Linked DNA regions of Homo sapiens: region 2 is linked to region 1. Evidence: chromatin loops called from intact Hi-C (ENCODE). Cell type or tissue: heart left ventricle. All regions are shown on one strand. Each heading gives the region's core, and the rest is flanking DNA. Links, peaks and the distances in the headings are about the cores only. Region 1 holds the start of GAREM1 (GRB2 associated regulator of MAPK1 subtype 1). Region 2 overlaps GAREM1 (GRB2 associated regulator of MAPK1 subtype 1).

What was found. A loop is a pair of places that touch in the nucleus more often than their neighbours do. Peaks named below come from ENCODE experiments on the same cell type or tissue, not always from the same donor. Only the 100,000 strongest peaks of a DNase experiment are listed, where the experiment ranks them.
Region 2: a loop joins it to region 1, with 2.0 times the contacts of the local background. A loop is called at or near these places in 13 of 110 quality-filtered maps.

The regions. Positions count from the first base shown.
Region 1 is chr18:32,466,156-32,474,819 of GRCh38, reverse strand. GAREM1 (GRB2 associated regulator of MAPK1 subtype 1) reads left to right here and starts at 3,938. Exons shown (of 6, transcript NM_001242409.2): 1 at 3,938-4,512. The coding sequence starts at 4,392. RefSeq lists a silencer at 3,664-4,183. In heart left ventricle, for the core only: CTCF peaks have their summits at 3,523, 3,724 and 5,456; DNase peaks (open chromatin) are centred at 3,839, 4,529 and 5,469; H3K4me3 peaks cover 3,694 bases; H3K27ac peaks cover 1,353 bases; H3K27me3 peaks cover 588 bases.
Region 2 is chr18:32,350,857-32,359,520 of GRCh38, reverse strand. The region is part of intron 2 of GAREM1 (GRB2 associated regulator of MAPK1 subtype 1); the gene reads left to right. Among named protein-coding and RNA genes, the nearest start is that of GAREM1, 120 kb to the left of the region's middle. In heart left ventricle, for the core only: no CTCF peak of the experiment used is centred there; no DNase peak of the experiment used is centred there; H3K27ac peaks cover 415 bases.

The sequences.
Region 1 (8,664 bases), core at 366-8,365:
TATAGAGTGAGAAGTTGACTCAGTGCATTGATTACTCAATTCAACAAACATTAATTGAGCACTTGCTGTGTGCCAGGCATGGTAATAGGAGCTGGTAAAACAGAGGTAAAAAAAAAAAAAAACTCTTTGTGTCCACAGTCAATTGTTGTCTAGTAGGCAAAGCTAATATAGGAAGATAATTAATCAGAGTGCAACTAGTACAGTCAAAAGAGGGTATTGCAGGTGCAATGGTAACACAGAAAAAGGAATCTCCTTGGAGGAGGAGATACAGCAGCTCATGGAATGCAGGAAGCTGGAGCTGGAATGAAGTTTTCACAGTAAGAGAAAAGGAGAAAGGCATTCTAAGCTGAGAGAACAAGCTCTACAAGGGTATGCATTACCATGATACATTTGGGCAACTACAAGCAGGTGCTACCCCAGATCATAGGGTATTAGAAGGTAGCCAAACAGGAGTGAGGTTAGGGAGGCAGACCCAGCCACATAAGGGAAGAACCTTCTACGCCATGCCAAGGGCTCTACACTTAATTTCATAGACAATGACGATATAGATACTGCAAAAAGCATTAGCTAGGGACTGTCTTTCAAGTTAGCTCTGGGGATCACATGGCAATTAAGTGAAAGGGGAAAGAATGGGGAGACCTAAAAAATCACTAGGGCTGTGAACTTTGATATTGCACTTGACTGCTAGAATATTATGTGAGCCAGGACACTCTGATATGAGGAAAACCAATATGTAATATTTTTATCTTGCAAAGCTGATAATGCAGAGAATTAACAAGTTATGCATGTATAAACAGTAGACTCACAGTTAGGAAGCTGGCAAGTGTCTGTCACTTGAGTCCTGTAGTGTCATTTACCTGATTCACCTTTGGGCTTATCAATAGCATATACAGAGTCTTCATGATCACTGCCTGGGTCTGCTGGGTAGGAGGCGGGTTCACTGTGGAATAAATTAACCCCACAGACTCTAGATTTGCAATGAAGTCCCCCAGCTAGGTTTGTCATTTAAAAAGTGTTCTTCTACTCCTTGCCTGATATAACTATTTTCCCAAATCTAATCATTTCTTATTTTTCAAATCTATTCAAATCGTCAGCATTTATCTCTTCATCTTTTCTATAAATTTTGCCCTTTAAAGCCAATGGTTTTTAATAATAATAGCAAATGTTAATACTTCCATAGCACTTCCTATGCATCTGGCACTATTCTAAATGCTAAATGTATATTAAATGATTAAATTCTCATATCAACCCTATGAGATGAGTACTATTATTATCTTCATTTTTCAGAGGAGGAAACAGCAAGTTTCCCATGACATTAAATAGAAGCAGAGCCACTAATCAAATCCAAGCCATCTGGCTCTGGAGCTGATATTTTAATTCACAAATCTCAGTTTGTAAAGGTACTTAGTAGGAACAAGGGACCAGTGCATCAATTGTTGCCTTAAAGAAAACTTTTCTTGGATGTTCCTTTTCATAAACTTCAAAGTCCTGTAAGCTTTGCCCCTGCACCAAGTTGTAATGCTTTTGTATACACAGTTTGCATTGTTCCAACAACCTTAAGAAACATGTTTGGAAGTACAGTTCAGCCAGACTGAAAGATTACCCCTCTCAACTGCTTTTTGTTTTTGTTTTCGGCAGTTTAACCAAAACTCTCCATCTCACAAATAAAATCCTTCTGTAAGAGTTCTTCCAGGACATGAAACTTACTAAGAATTTGCAGCTCACTAAAATTTCTTCCTTTTAATACTCAAGATTGAAATAAAACCTTTTCTGCAAGGTCAGCAATAACAGATCTAATGTAAGTCCTTTATTGATTTTTAAAAAGTTGATTACATTAATCTTTTTACTTTTTATCTTGTCTTTAGGTCAAAAGTCACCAGTCCTTTTGTGAGAGGAAACTACTTCTCTTATTCTCTGAAGCTTTTAAAGAGAATATAAAAGTAACAAAGTCATTTTTTTAAAAATCAGCCTACCATATAAGGGTTTAGGATCTACTTACAGGTTGAAAGACCCTTGACCCTGCCCAATCTTAGATGTTTCCTATGTCATTTTTGGATTCTGAGCTTTATTTCCAGAAGTGATTAATTATTCAGAAAAAGAAATTAGCTGGCACTTAAATCTTTAAAGTTTTGAAACTTTTTTTTTTCAGACAGAGTTTCGCTCTTGTTGCCCAGGCCAGCGTGCAATGGCACGATCTCGGCTCACTGCAACCTCCGCCTCCCGGGTTCAAGCGATTCTCCTGCCTCAGCCTCCTGAGTAGCTGGGATTACAGGCACCTGCCCCCACGCCCGGCTAACTTTCTGTATTTTTAGTAGAGACGGGAGACGGGGTTTCACCACGTTGGCCAAGCTGGTCTCAAACTCCTGACCTCAGGTGATCCGCCCGCCTCGGCCTCCCAAAGTGCTGGGATTACAGGCGTGAGCCACCGCGCCCGGCCGAAACACTCTATGTGAGCAATTCTTAGAACTTTATGGACTTCTGATTCTGCATACACTCTATAGTAAAATACTTCCCACTTTTTTCCAAGACTTTTTCAAAAAATCAATGTGAATGACCCAAAGGTCAAAACTTTCAGATGAATTTTGTGAAAATTATCGCTAATGCTTCAAAGTGAGAGGATCAGGAAGGTGGGTGTAGAAGAATCTGTGTTTTTCTTCAAATGTTAATGGAGTGGTTTATTAGCACAGACCTTTTAAGCCAGGCCACGAAAAGGCAGCGGGATGTTTTCAAGTCCCCTTGGGCTGGCGAAGCGGGTACTTGCTGTACCTTATCAAGCACTGAACATTGAATACGTGTTGAAAACAGAGCAGATACGCAACCTTAGCAACCACTCACCTCTGCTATTTTAACAAAATGTTAAGCAAGCGAAAGAAAGAGAAAGAAAGACAGAAAGAAAGAAAGCAGATTAGCATACAAGGCAGGACATGCCACCTTTATATTCTGAGCTCTGTCCACAGTGAGCAGGCCGTGTCAAACATCGGGAGAGACAGAGAATGATTGATCATGCAAAGCAAACTGTAGGTTTGAATCCCAGCACGGCCATCTACGAGTTATAAAATCTTGCCAAACTACCTAATGTCTTGGTACATATACCTAGAAAACGAGAATGATCCCAACCTTTAAGATGAGAAGAGAACTGAATGGGAAAAGCGGGTGAGAACAGCTGACCCCAGCAGCCTCCCAGTAACCTAGTTTTCCCTTCCCATCTCCGTGTCTACGGTGTTTGGTGGCCTCATCAACTCCCGTCGCCTCCAGCAGCTCGTTCACTCAGTGAAGGTCCTAGACCGAATGGCCACCTTCCTGTATGTGGGTACTCATCACCCACCACCTTTCCGCTTTTCGGTGCTTTGCCCTTTTTATCTTATCTAGTAGCCAAAGCTGAGACTGTTGGGAGTCATTTCCAGCTCCGATGGTAGAGGAGTAGGGTTGAGGGGAAACGCCAAGGCGTGCTCCACGCCTGCCGTCCGCAGCCCCGTTGGGCTGTGGTACTCTTCTGACCAAAGTCTGGGTCACCGGGAAGCAAGAGGGAGCGCCACTAAAGGTATCTTTTGTGCCTTGTATTTAGCCACCGCATTGCCAGGATGGGAGTGGAGGCGGACGGTGCCCGACACCACGACTCAGGGAGCGATACCTGAGCTCGCTCGGCAATTCCCGGGCTCCGGGGACGGGCCTGGGCGGGGAAGGAGCCGGGGCGCGCAGCAGCACCCGGCGAGACTGCAGGGCGCCCGAGTGGTCGGACGGGGGAGCGAGAGCTAAAGCTTGCGGAGCGCGCCGAGCCGCGGGCGCTGGCGGCCCCGGCCGGGGAGCTGACGCGAGCCTGCCGGGCCGCGGGAGCTGCGGGAGGCGGAGGCCGAGCTGGGGGCGGAGCGGGCGGCGCCTGGGAGGCGGAGGCGGTGTCTCCCAGAGCTGCGCAGGCGTTGCTCGCACCTTGTTGATTAGTCAGTGCTGGGAGCGCTGCTATGGCGTTTCTCAGACCCGCGGCTCCTCCTCACACGCTCGAGGCGGAGGGAAGGAGGGGTAAGAGGAGGAGGAGGCGAGCGGGCGGCCGCCGCAGCTGCAGACCCAGGGCCAGAGGAGGAGGCGGAGCGGGAGCCGCCGCAGCCACCCGGGCCGCCGCCGCCGCCCGCAGCCGCGCGGCTGCTCTGAGTCTTCTCCGGGCGTGAGGGCACGCGGGGCGCCCCAGCCATGCCCCGCAGCGGCAGCTGAGCCGGGCGCCGGCCCCCTCCCTCCGGGCCGCCCCAGTCGCCGCGCCCCCCCGGCTGCCCGCGGCCGGAGCTGCCCGGCGCCTCCCGCGCGCCCCAGACCGCGAGCGCGAGCAGCGGCGGCCGCCGAGGCGCGGGTGGTGCCGGTGGCGGCGGCGGGGGAGCGCGGGACAGGAGGCTTCGGGGAAGATGGACCCGGCGCCCTCGCTGGGCTGCAGCCTCAAGGATGTGAAGTGGAGCTCGGTGGCCGTGCCGCTCGACCTCCTGGTCAGCACTTACCGGCTGCCCCAGATCGCGCGCCTGGACAACGGTGAGTCCCAGCTGGGGCGCGGGGCAGACGGGCGAGGACAGCCGTCTCCACGCGGGTGTGCGCGCGTGTGCTGGAGAGGGTGGGACCCGCGGGGAGTGGGCTGCCCGCCCCTGAGCGCCGGAGTTGGCCCGAGCGGCTGCCGCAGCCCTGGCGCGTTGCTCTCAACTCCCCCCAGCAGCAGACAAGGAGGTGGAAATCAGAGTCCTTGCAGTATAATTAAAAAGGACGCCCTAAAAAAAAAGTCAACATAGGGAGACCTCTGCAGATCGTAATCTTGGACGCCAGATATCCCTCCCCACCCTCCTGCAAGAATTACTCAACCAGGGAAACCCTGAAGAGTTATCTTAGGCAACTTTCTTGAGAATATCATTGTGCTCCGGGTGGCATCTTAATTTGGGTGCTCTCCTCCCTATCTCCCCCATCCCCCGCCAAACAGATTTAAAGGAAAAGCTCCTGGGTGACCATTGAAAAGGATCACATTTCTCAGAGACCTTGTATTACAGCTTGTCTGTTTTGTTTAACCCAACTGAAAGTAATTTGGGGCTGTGTGTAGAAAATGTTTTCAGCAGAAGTGATGGCATGCTTAAGGTTAACTATTAGGTTTAGCGCATTTCCAGTCTGGAAAAAAAAATAAGTCTCCAAAACGTATTGATTCGGAACCTGAGCTCAGAACTAAGAAGGGTGTATTTCCTGAAACTGACCACCAGAAACCCACCCAACTCCTTCCTCCAACTGTTTATTCTGCGGTGTGACAGCTGCAAACACATAGTTGCGCATACTGTCAAGCAAGTAGACACCTTTCAGTTGGAGAGTGATGACACGTAAGGTGGCAATTTAGGTGTGTTTGGTCTTCTCTTGTTTTCATCATAACTTCAGTGGGCTTTGGCGTCATGCGATTTTAGACTGTTTGCAGAAAGAAGCCTGCCCTGCTGTGGGGCAGCTGTGGAAGTACACGGGCCCAGGCTGGCAGGCAGGCAGAGCTGTGACTACACAGGCCAGGTCAGAAGAACACTAAGCAGAAAGATGTCATTTCGAGTCACAGGCACTAGGGTTACTCCTTGTTTCCTGGGGTAGAAGAGTGGGTAACGTGAGATGTATACATACACAAAGGAGTTTTTATTCTGTTTCTTATCTGTGGGGTTTGATTAGACATTTGTATATCTGATGTGAAAAATAGATGCAGGAAAGTTCGTGAAGGCTGGAAAACAATCTTGGCTTGCTTGCTATCCTCGTTTGATTGTTGGTAGTAGTAGGGTGCATTGGGAATAAGCTGGAAGTTTTAAAACTAGTAATGAAGTGCAGATCACAGTAGCTGTTGAAGCGGTGGGGTGGGGGCGGGGGGGGGGGACGCACAGGTGGTGTGTTGAGGCGTTTCTGCTTCGAGTGGGGGTGGGAAAATGTTGTGTGCTTTAAATAGCATCTGCAGACCTGAACTGGTGTGTGTGTTTGTATTCACAGCGTTTCATTTCCTCCTCCAAAATTGTGTATATTGGCAGATTGTGAGTCCTTACCTTTTCCTACCTTCTCTCATCTCTGCACACTGCCACATTTGCTAGCTAGGCAGAGAGCATTGCTGCATGTGGTGTAAAAGCCACTCAAAAGCTTCATTAAACTGAAAGTTTAAAGGGGTGGAATATCTCACTTTCCGACATGACTTTCAGTTTTATTTCCCACTTTTCTATCCCTGCCATTCATAAAAAGGATCTGAATCAGCAGTGTACTCATCCCACACTTCTTTCTAAAATGAGGACGTGGGTAGCAAGTCTTAACACTGTGTCCTTTCAAGCTGTGGAATGGATTTTGATCACTATATGTAATTCCAATTCTTCATTGTAAATTTCTCTTATTTCCTTATTGCCGCTTGAGAATCATAGTGGCACATACAAATTTGGAATCATTGCCAGATACTGCTTTATACCTTGCTTCTTTCACTTAACAATCCCATCTCATTTAAATATTTTTGTCAACATGATTTTTAATAGCTGCCAAAGAGTCCATGGGCTAAGCTATGCCAAGTAATTTCATCCCCTATTGTGGACATTATTAAGCTGTATTATTTTGTGCTATTAAAAATTGTGATGTAATGAATACTGTTGTACATACATCTGGGAGTTTTTTGGTTAGAATGTATTTCTACTTTGCTGAACAAGCATGTCAGTCCTATTAAAATCCTTGATACACATTGTCAAATTGCTTTAGAGACTAAAGGAAATCCTCGTTTACACCAACGTGAGCATTGTGATAGTATCAGTCTGCCCACATCCTGAAAATATTAAGTATTTACCAAAAAATTCTCTTCTAATTTGATTGGGGAAAGTGTTGTTATAGCAGTTTAATTTGGGTAGACTTTAAAAGAGTCAATCATAGATTCTTTGCATGTTTTTAAACATGTTTCACACAGTTTAGGACAGGTTGAGGACATGCTGGTATATTTATAAATGTTATAGGTGAAATCTTAAGTTTTGTGTTGTCCTCATCCTGTGTTTGCCTTTTCCCCAGTTTTAGTACTGCAGGTACATTTTACATCTGCACACGCCCACCCTATACTTAGACATGAAAGATAGTCATTTTTCAAATCACTTGTTTTTAAAGAGACTAGAACAAAATTGAAAAACATGCCACTAGTTGACATTATGCCAAGAGGAAATGATTGGCTAATTTTAAATAATTTTTAAAGAACATTAAAAAATCTAATTTCACAACTATTGATTATCAGAAGCCTACTATGGGCTGGTACATTTCTAGATGCATAATATGTATTGTCTCAAATCCTCAGCAACACAATTTTTAAGAACTTCAGGAACCTAAGATTCAGAAAAATTGACTTGCCTGAAGACTCGTACCTAGTAAATGGTGGAGTGGAATTTCCAGCCAACCTTCTGACTCTGAAGACTGACCTCTTATCTCAAACTGGGCTACCTCCTGGTACTAAAGGAGAGAAGGGTTGAAGTTGTTCTGACATCTGCTCTAAATAGGTTCACTGTCTCTCTGAGAGCTTGAGGACTGGAAAGTCAATATTTTAAAAACAGTGTAGACACCAAATTAAGTGCTGGCCTCATCCATCATACATACAACTTTCTGCTTGCCAAAGGAGTGGCTGAAAAGAGGCAAGAGGCAGTGGGGAAGAAGAGGTTACAGAACAGGAGAAAAAAAACATTGGGGTTTGAGGGCCTAGTAACGTAGATGTGTCTGTTGAGATGACTCTTCAGGACATTTGCCATCCTTAGAATGAATATTCACTACACAATATATAAAGAACTCTCCAATTCTTTGCATTATACATGCCACTCCTGAAGTGCCAGGTAGATAGATGTGTTCAATATTACATCCTTGATGGTGAAATTTGCCTTTGTATGATAAGATAAATACAAAATAATTGAGCCTTTATAAATGTTGCCCCACAAGTTTTTCTGGAGAACCCAGAGAAAGGTACTCTAGCAATTCTCCTTGGGAGATTTGATGAGATGTATCTCATCAGCTGAGGTCTAAGCCCAGTCAGCAGTGCAATTAAGATCAGATATTTAAACTGATTGATCATCAGTCTTATAAACTGTTGACTTTAGAACTGGGTTCAGCAAATGTGCTTAGGACCAAGGAGAGGATGGAGAAAATACTAATCCTCCACCCCCAACCATCCTCACTCAAAACTGGATGGGTGGGAAATTGTTCATTTTCTCTCTCCTCCTCATTTCATCTTGGATAGACCCTGAAGGCTTGTGTTAGAGTAGCATTCTTACAACCTTTTTGCTTCTATGCCTCCTAAAAGATTTGGTGAAACTCTGTCCCTAAGCACATTTTTCAGTTAAATGCTAAAACTTTTCATTCTAAGTTTAAATGCTTGCAGGGGATGTAATTTCTCAGCATATTGTAACTATTCATATTTTAAAGTATTACATCATTCTAAAAACTCTAGTAAAATATATATTTGATTTCTAATATCATTTGTTTAAAAATTCATGAGATTCAAGAATCAATCTTTTGAAAGTTAAACATTTTACACCTTTTCTTTATCTCTTTAAATTCTTACTCCATTTCTCTTCCGCTGTATAGAATTCTGTCTCAGTGTAATATATTTTTATGCTTGAAAGTATTCTATTGATCACTCTGCCATACTCTCTGTAACCAAAAAAAAAAGTATATAGATTGAAATCT
Region 2 (8,664 bases), core at 276-8,275, 120 kb after region 1:
GTGGGGGCATTGCACAGGAAAGGATATATAATCCATTTGGCTCCACTGTGAACTGTATAGTATAAACTGAATTTTTATTATAATCCCCAAACTGTGATAGGCCAAATTGGGAGGATCGGGGAGGGAGAATGTGGAGTGTGAGTATATGCGGTGTGATAAGCTTCCTACATAATGGAAAATCAGTAGATAAGATATACAAGTCATTCATATTTAGAAACATGGAGACAAGTATCAACAGAAACTGCTCCAAGAGTTAGAAATACACACCTCTAGGGAGAAGGAATCAGGTGGGAGGTATGGGGCATGGGCTGCTGGTTTTCTTTTATTAATTATAAGCCTTTTAATACCATCTGATTATTAAAACCATGGGCATATTTTAGTTTGACTTAAAACTAAAGCAGGCAGCATAGTTTTTTGCTTTTTTCAAAACCTACCACATACAGTTTTGAAATGGCACACAAATATCACAGTATGAGAGTTGTAAACTGCACAGCTGAGGATGGCTGACGGGTTCTTCCAGTGAGGTGTGGGTTCACAGGTGAGCATCCCGTGCAGTGAACAGGACCCAGCACTTGGTTTAATACTCTGCTGTCGCCGTTTTGAAATTCTTAATAATTTAGGCACAAGAGAGAACCCACGTTTTCGTTTTGCACAGAACCCTGCAAATTATGTAGCCAGGCCTGCTTCTAATAGATACATTGTTTGGATTCTAGCCTGAGTGAGGTTGCTACTACTTCCTTTGACCCTGACCTCCTAGTGGCCTGCTGTTTTCACCACTCACATATTGATAAGGCCACCAGGATTGACGTAAACCGACATTCCCTCACGAGGGAATTTGGAAGTCATGTATTGCATGATACCGTAGAAAGTTGTTACGGTGGCTTCTATGGGTTAATTCTGTGTCCTTTTAAGGAAGACATTTGGTGTGGGAAAAGGTTATTTTTAATTCTAATTAATTATGTACTGAGGGAAATGGTTTTCACAGGAAAGAATATCAATACTTCACAACAGAGAAGTGGAGAGCTAAGCTTGCAGCACCCTTTTGGGGGAGAGGAAGAAGCTTAGATCGTTGTCCAGATTGGGAAGTCTGTGGTGGCCCTGAGGTGTGAGGAGACCCCGGTGAATGAGTACACAGAGAGAACTAAAATCTGGCCCCTTTTGACAACCTGAAGCCCTCACTTGACCTCCTGTAATGAGCTATGTCCCCTGCAGGCAGTTCCCTTCCCCTGCAGGGGGCATATCTCATTGGTCACTGCATGGCAGACTGGGAGTCCCACCTGTGAGATGGGGAAGGCGTCATGGGAAGCACACAAGCCGGGTGTGCTCTCCGAAAGGGTCCCCTGTGAAAGCCTCCGTGTGGGGTGGGATGTCATTGAAGCTTACTCGGGGTGGGGGGTGGGCTCAGCTGAGTAAGTCACATAGAGAGAGGGAGGGGATAGACGGTGCTAACTAAGGGGTAATAGCTTGTCACCCTGAAGTGAGGAGGCAGGTTTTCTTGTTTGGTTAGTAAAGTAATTTTAAAGGCAGTTACCAAAGAGGAACCTTAGAAATATCTAGAGTAACAATAGTGTATGAGTAGTCATTGCACAGCCCCCTGCCCACATGATGTAATAGAATTCAAGGCACCACTAATTCGGGTATGTGTGTTCTGCTGTTTTTCTTAAGTTATTTATAGTTATAACTTATTTATTCATTACAATTATTTATAATTGCAGTGTTCCAGAGATAGCTGTATAGCTATGTTTAGTATAAGGAAGCATTTGTCTTAGATAAAATTTTTTCTTTTCCTGTTTTGCATTTTGGATAAAACAGTTTTATAAAGGATGAAAGTTTATAAAGGATAAAACAGTTTTATAAAGGATGAAAGCTCCAATGCAAGTAACATTAACTCAGGCATGCCTGGGAGTGCTAGGAAGAGCTGATGCAACAATCAGAGCCTTCCTTCTTCCCAGTCTGTAATGGCTTTTGCTATCCCTTCGGGTCCTGTGCCCATCACTGTGCTAGACAGCAGAGATAGAGGGCTGAACACAAATCAAGTGTCTCTGTCATTGGAGAGCTCACGGTCCAGAGAGAGTGAGAGGCTAAGCACTTGCACATTGAGATAAAGGTAGCACGTGAAAAGTTCCAGGTGTCTTGAGAGTTTAAAAGGAGAAGCTACTTGAGGTTGAGTTCAGGCAAACCTTTTTTAAAAAATTTATTTATTTTTAATTGAGACAGGGTCTCGCTGTGTTGCCCATGCTGGTCTTGAACTCCTGGGCTCAAGTGATCCTCCTGCTTCGGCCTCCCAGAGTGTTGGGATTACAGGCATGAACCGCTGTGCCTGGCCAAGGCAAACCTTTTTGCGGAATGACTTGTAAGCCGAAACCTGAGTAACAAGTAAGGAGGTAGTATTGCAAGTACAGGGAACGGAGTGTGTGAAGGATATGAAACAAGAACAAGTTCTTTGTACGAAAGGAATCCAGAGAGCCTCTGTGTCCCTACTCTCAGAAAGGAAGGGGCAGAGTAGCACGGGATTGTGCTACGAAGGCTGTGGGGCCAGAGAAGCTAGGACCAAAACCTCCATTAGGGATTTTCATTTTAAAATTATACATACAATGGAAAGCCATTGATTGCCATGGTTGGGGGTGGAGGGTGGCGGTTAAACAGCAGAACTTGAAGTCCTGGATCTTCAAATATCATCATAATGATGGTCCTCCTAGGAGACAGTTTTCACACTTACTGAAGGTTTTTGGATTTGTCAGATTAAGGTGGATTTGAATCCCATTTCTCTTGTTCATTGTGTGGCCTGGGACAAATGACTTAATTCCACTGAGTCTCAGATTTCTACCTTGTAAAATTGGTGTGATAATACCATATGTCATAGGGGAGATTGAAGGATATATGATATATAAGACACTTGTACAGTATCTGACATCTAATAAGTTTTCAATATATGATAGTGATGGGAGTAGTAGTTGTTGAGTTTGTTATTATTATGTATTTAGGACATTAAACAGGTGTTAATGGACAGAGGAGCAGAATAATAAATAATTAACCTATTGGGTCATTAAATAGGAGAGGGATATATCAAAGAATTTGTTCTAAGAATCAAAGAGAGGAGCTAAAAAATGATATTTGTTTGTCTTTGTGATAGCGAAAGTCAAAAAGCATAGCAGTAAAATGTGAATAATTTCACTCCTTTTCCTCCTGGGTGTTTTTACTTTGTGGAGTTGTATGTAAGAGTTCAGAAAACAAACATGGAGTGACTGGTCATTAGACATATTCAAATATTCCTGGTATATAATTATCAGTGCATTTTGAATTACTCATTTTCTCAAGGAAAAGTTTTTGGAGACTTTAACTTTTTTAGAAATGGGAAAAAAATGCTAACCTGACCTGCTTCATGGTGATTCATTCCTTTCTCATTTTGCTCCTTAAAACAAACCAAGAAGCCAGATGTTTAGTTGCCTAAGATGAAAGCTGTTTCCTTAGAAATCCTGAATGAAAGAAAAACTGCTTCTCTAGAATGGCAAAGTCCATTTAGGAGGTAATCGTGACCTGATTTAGGCAATAGAATGTGGTTGAAAAATGTTGCTCATAGCAACCAAGAACACTTGTAGATAAATTAGTTTTCTAAAATAAGCCTTCTCTAATAACTGTATATGGAATTTTCCTGTTCAACTGTACTGTGCATTCTTTTTTGTCCAATGATTGTATTGACCTAAATAGTTCGGTTTGGTGGGCTTATAACCTTTTGATTACATCCATTTGCTTAAAAATCTTCCATTTCTTTTATAGAATGTTTTTCACCTGTCAACATACTCTTGTTCTTTCTGTGAATTTATATAAAATGTAATGGTGTCAAGGTACTAGAAAAAAGTCCAAGTTCCCCCGTATTTATAAACAGCAGACTGAAATTGGTAATTTTTAATTGTCATTACTTAAAAAGATAAAAATGAAATAAACTTCTAGTATGTCTGATTTTTGTTTCACTCTTTTTAGTGATGAAACATTGAGCATAAAGCTCTGAAACATGAGTGTAAAATTAGTATTTTGACCACTTTTCTCTCTACTCTTGATTCCTTAAGTAAAATTTATGAATATCATAAATAGAAATCTAGATAAAATAGTCATGTGTAAAAATGCATCGACTCCAAATATGCAAAAAACCTTTCACAAAATAAAATTTTATTTATCCATAGATAGGGTTCTAGGCAGCATTACTTCATTATTCACCATAGGCCTCTTGCTTTGTGAGTTGTTTTTTAAATAGGAATTAGATGTAGATTTGTAAAATTTTGAAACTCCTAGATAGATGTGGAAAAAGAATACCATAATTAGACACAAGTTCTTCAATATCTATAATGATCACAAGACTTTAAAAAAATTTTTTTTCTTCCATCTTGATACCATAGTTTAGGCCTGACCAGCTACCCTACTTTCAAATTCTCAGCACATTCTTTGAAAAGATGGATTAAAATATTAGTTTCCATGCTATAGAGAAATGCCTGTGAAAAGTAATTTTTTCTTCGGCATAGGTACACAGCTGTTAATCTCTCCTCCTCACTCATTTCTAATTTTTATTCTTTTCATCACCTGTAGAGATAATTTTGTATATGGAATTTTCTGGAACAGAGTTCACTGACACAGTGGTCTCCATGGTAAATTTACCATCAGGCAAATACCGTCACTGCTTCTGACACTCCCTCTTCACTTATTTGCCTGTGTCTTCTGGTTTCTTACAAAACATTCATTTAAACAGTCAATAAAGAACAGAAACACTGGAGATCAGAGGACTGGAATTCCAGTGACTGCTCTGCTTCATGACCTCAGCCACACCGCTTTTCCTCCCCGGGCCATGTTTAGCCAGTGGAGGGAGTTGACCCCACTGTCTCTGCCGTCTCTTCTAGCCCATTCTGGATGATCAGAATATTCAATTTTGCTTTTGCGGAGAAGTTTTAGAGAGGGGGATTGTAGCTTGTTTCTCTCCTAGCTTCAATGTGTTGTTCAAATTTTAAATTTGTATCATAGATGAAAAAGAAACACTCATCTGGGAGTGCTGGTGGCATTTGGAGTTAATTTTGGACTCTTCTGATGAAAACTCCAGTTCTAACCATAGCCTATCTCCCCTTTCTCTTAACATGTATTCAGTCAAGTAACAAAGATTTATTGACCTATGTGCCAGACACTCTTTTTGGCACTGAAATCCAATATATTATATAATACAGTTGTCTTAAAGTTGGCAACTCTATCTTGAAAGTATGATGCGTTCATACTTTCAAACTAAGTTATTATTAATGTTTAGAAGTGTACACAAAAGCTATGAACTTCTTTCACATAATCCTTTCCTAATTTTGTTTTGCGTATGATATAAAATATAAATGAGGAACAGATAAACCACAACCTCTGGTACTAAAGTATTCTTTTATATTTGCTGCTACCTTGTAATGCTCATGAATTTGTCAGTTTAGATTTTCAAAATTATTTATGTATGTTATCTGTGGTTCCTTTGGTTTTACTAATACTCATCAATTCATTTCTTAACATATACCAATAGGGCATCTTTTATTTGTAATCATCTATTTCTAATTAATCAACTTGTTCAGAGATTTTATAATCTAAGGACAAAACCTTGTTTTCTTGACTTTGAGCATTTTAGTTCTCCCTTCTCTTCCTTTCCCTTCCTTCTCTTCTCCTTCTTCCTATTAAGTCTTCCCCAGATTTCTATCAATTCTAAATCATAAAGGCCCAGGTTCAACTTTCTAGTATTTCCATATACTTGTAGAACAGCATAGAATTATTTCATGAAACACCTTAGAATTCACCTGCCAGTGGTGGTATGATTGTAATGAAGTCAAAATGATTAGCCATTTTCTCCTTTTATGACTCATCTTTGTCTCCTTATTCTTCATCTGTTGGTAAACTTTAAGTTATTTTTAATGTACTTTTACCTAATGTAACTCAGAAGTCAAAGCCCATAGGTAAAGAAGGCCCTATTATAGTTAAAGCAAGAAATTCAATACTTTAGGCCAGTTACTTGAGGACTTATAAAAGTGTGACAAATTATTTTAACCCTTATAGTTGGGCTAAGGTTAAAAGCTGGCTGTACATTAACAAAATAGCTATTAGGTAAGTAAACAGTGGTCTGAGAGGCCAGCTAGACATTGAGTAGCTGCCTTGTTCAGATGGAAGTATTGTTGCTAAGAAATAAAAGTAGGATCGAGAACTTGGAGGCCATACTACTGTGTCCCCTATGCTCAGAAAACACATGGCCCACAATATGCCCTCAAAAGATATTTGTTGAAAAATATGTTTCTGACTTTGTTATCGTCTGATTAGAACTTTTGTACATTTCTTTATGTGTGGACATTTAAAAATATTAATGTAACAAAAATGGACTAAGGTCAGTGATAAAAGATATAGGTTCTCATTCTAAATAGAAAATCACATAACTTACTTATCTGTTAACGTCTGACTTATCTAAAAATTCAGTCTGCTAACCATGTAATCAGGGTATGGAAATTTGTAATTGAAAGATTGTATGAGTTGGCCTCTCATTAATAAAAAATTGACTCCTTTGTTGTTTATATTTTATGTCTGTTGTGTTATCTGTTTATGCCACTTCCATATTAGTACTAGTTCTAGAAGGGAGGCATTGAGAACTCCTCTGTCCCATGGCCACAGCTGGGGAGTTTCCTCTTCTACAGACTCTGAATCAGCCCAGAATTCTCTCCCCTCTAGCCCCATCCTCCTTAAACCCTTCTTCCATGGAGATTCTTTCCTTCTCTCATAATCACAGGTGTGGTCTTCACAGGTGTGATCACAGGTGTTCCCAGCTGTGATCTTCTTAATCTGGTCCTGAGGAAAGAAAAGGTAAATCAGAGAAATGAGGGAAAAGTCCTCACTGGCCTACCCTAAACCCCCTGTCCCCTCTTTCTGTTCCACTTTATCTCAATTCATTACCCTCATCCACCTCCTCCCAAGTTCCCGTTTCATTTGTCATCCCCAAGCCCTTGGCTCTGTCCCTCACCTCCCAAAACTGTGGCCCTCTTATAGGCTACTCTCCATCCCCTCTCATGGCATCCACACCCCACAAATCCCCAGGAGTGACTGTGAAAAGATTCTGAGCTTACAATGAAAGGAACAGGATTCCCTGCTCAGGCCAGCGAGGCAGGATGCTCTTGCCGCCCCAGGTGTCGCTGGCCACGGGATGCATTTTCCCCAGTGTTCTGAGTTACTCCTGGCCTTGTCTTAGTACTGTGTTTTAAATCCAGTTTTGTGGGCTGATCTGACAACTTAACCTCAAATTTTATTCTTGTTTCCCTGGGAAAATATTAAAATTTTGCAGAACTGACTAATAAATGAACTTTTGGAATACCATATGTTTGTAAATGGGTGGCTGCCTGTTTTCTGATAATGGTGTATCCTGTAGTGGCTCAGAATGCCTTTGTTTGGGTTTGGAGGTGAAGAGAAAGAAAGGATGTTTGGTTTGTTTTAACACTGAGAATTTTTGGCTCTAAAAGTACTTTGTAATCATTTTAATTTTTATTATTCTTTCATTTAAATTGGGACATTTGTACCAAAAATGTCTTTCAGATTCATGTAATTCCTTATATCTATCAACAGTTGTGTACCTATGCTGAAGAAAAAATTACTTTACACAGGCATTTCTCTATGGCATGGAAACTAATAATTCTTTTCAAAGAATATGCTGAGAATTTGAAAGTAGGGTAGCCGGTCAGGCCTAAACCTTGGTATCAAGTCATGCTGTGTAAAAGATGGCTTTTCACATAATTGTTTTAGTGATGTGTTCTGTCTGTGTAAGTAAAAAAAAAAAAAAGAGAGAGGGTATTGCTTGAGAGATATTTACTTTTCCATTTTTCTGTATATTTTTTAGAATATTTATTAACCAGGTTATCAGGACACTGTGTGTGTAGCATCATCCTAGAAGTAATTATCCACATACTTCTCTTGGTTAAACTTAACTACATGAAGTGTGTCCTCAGGAACTTAGCTGAACTGTGTGAAACCCATTCAGTTCACACAGGCCCTTGAATGTGCACTTTAAAGCTTTTCATGGAAAATGTCTGAACCTTTATTAATATATTGTTTATATCTGAATTAAGTTAGGGCCAAGAACTGTAATTATTTTTCTCCTGCTTGCATCAATAGTTTTACATAGGCCTTCTCTGCTGATAAATTTGAGTCAGATTAATGAGTAATAAATCTAAAGATAACCTTTTAAAACCATTGGAGAGCCAAGAAAGTGAACATATAATTATGATTTAAAAGGATATGTGACTAAGGCACTCAGATGTGTTTCATCTGGTGCCTGGGTGTTCATTTCTAGTTTTAACGCAATTGAATGAAAATTACTTCCTAATTCCATCAAAATAGCATCATTGGCTACTTTAGACTTTTTAGAGTTGATGTTAGGAAATACACCAGTACACCATACAAAATTAGAAATTGAGGAATCAGAAGGACCAGAAGTTCAACCAAAGGACTAAGAAATAGTAAGTTCCTAGAAAAATTCAAGTCAACTTTTTCTACATAACATTTTGCCAGTATTTGTACTCTTCCTAATTAAAAATGGGCATACCATTTAAAAACATACTGTATTTATCAAAAGTAGGAATTTGTCTAATAAATTGAAATTTTGTTTAAACATCATGCTTTACATTC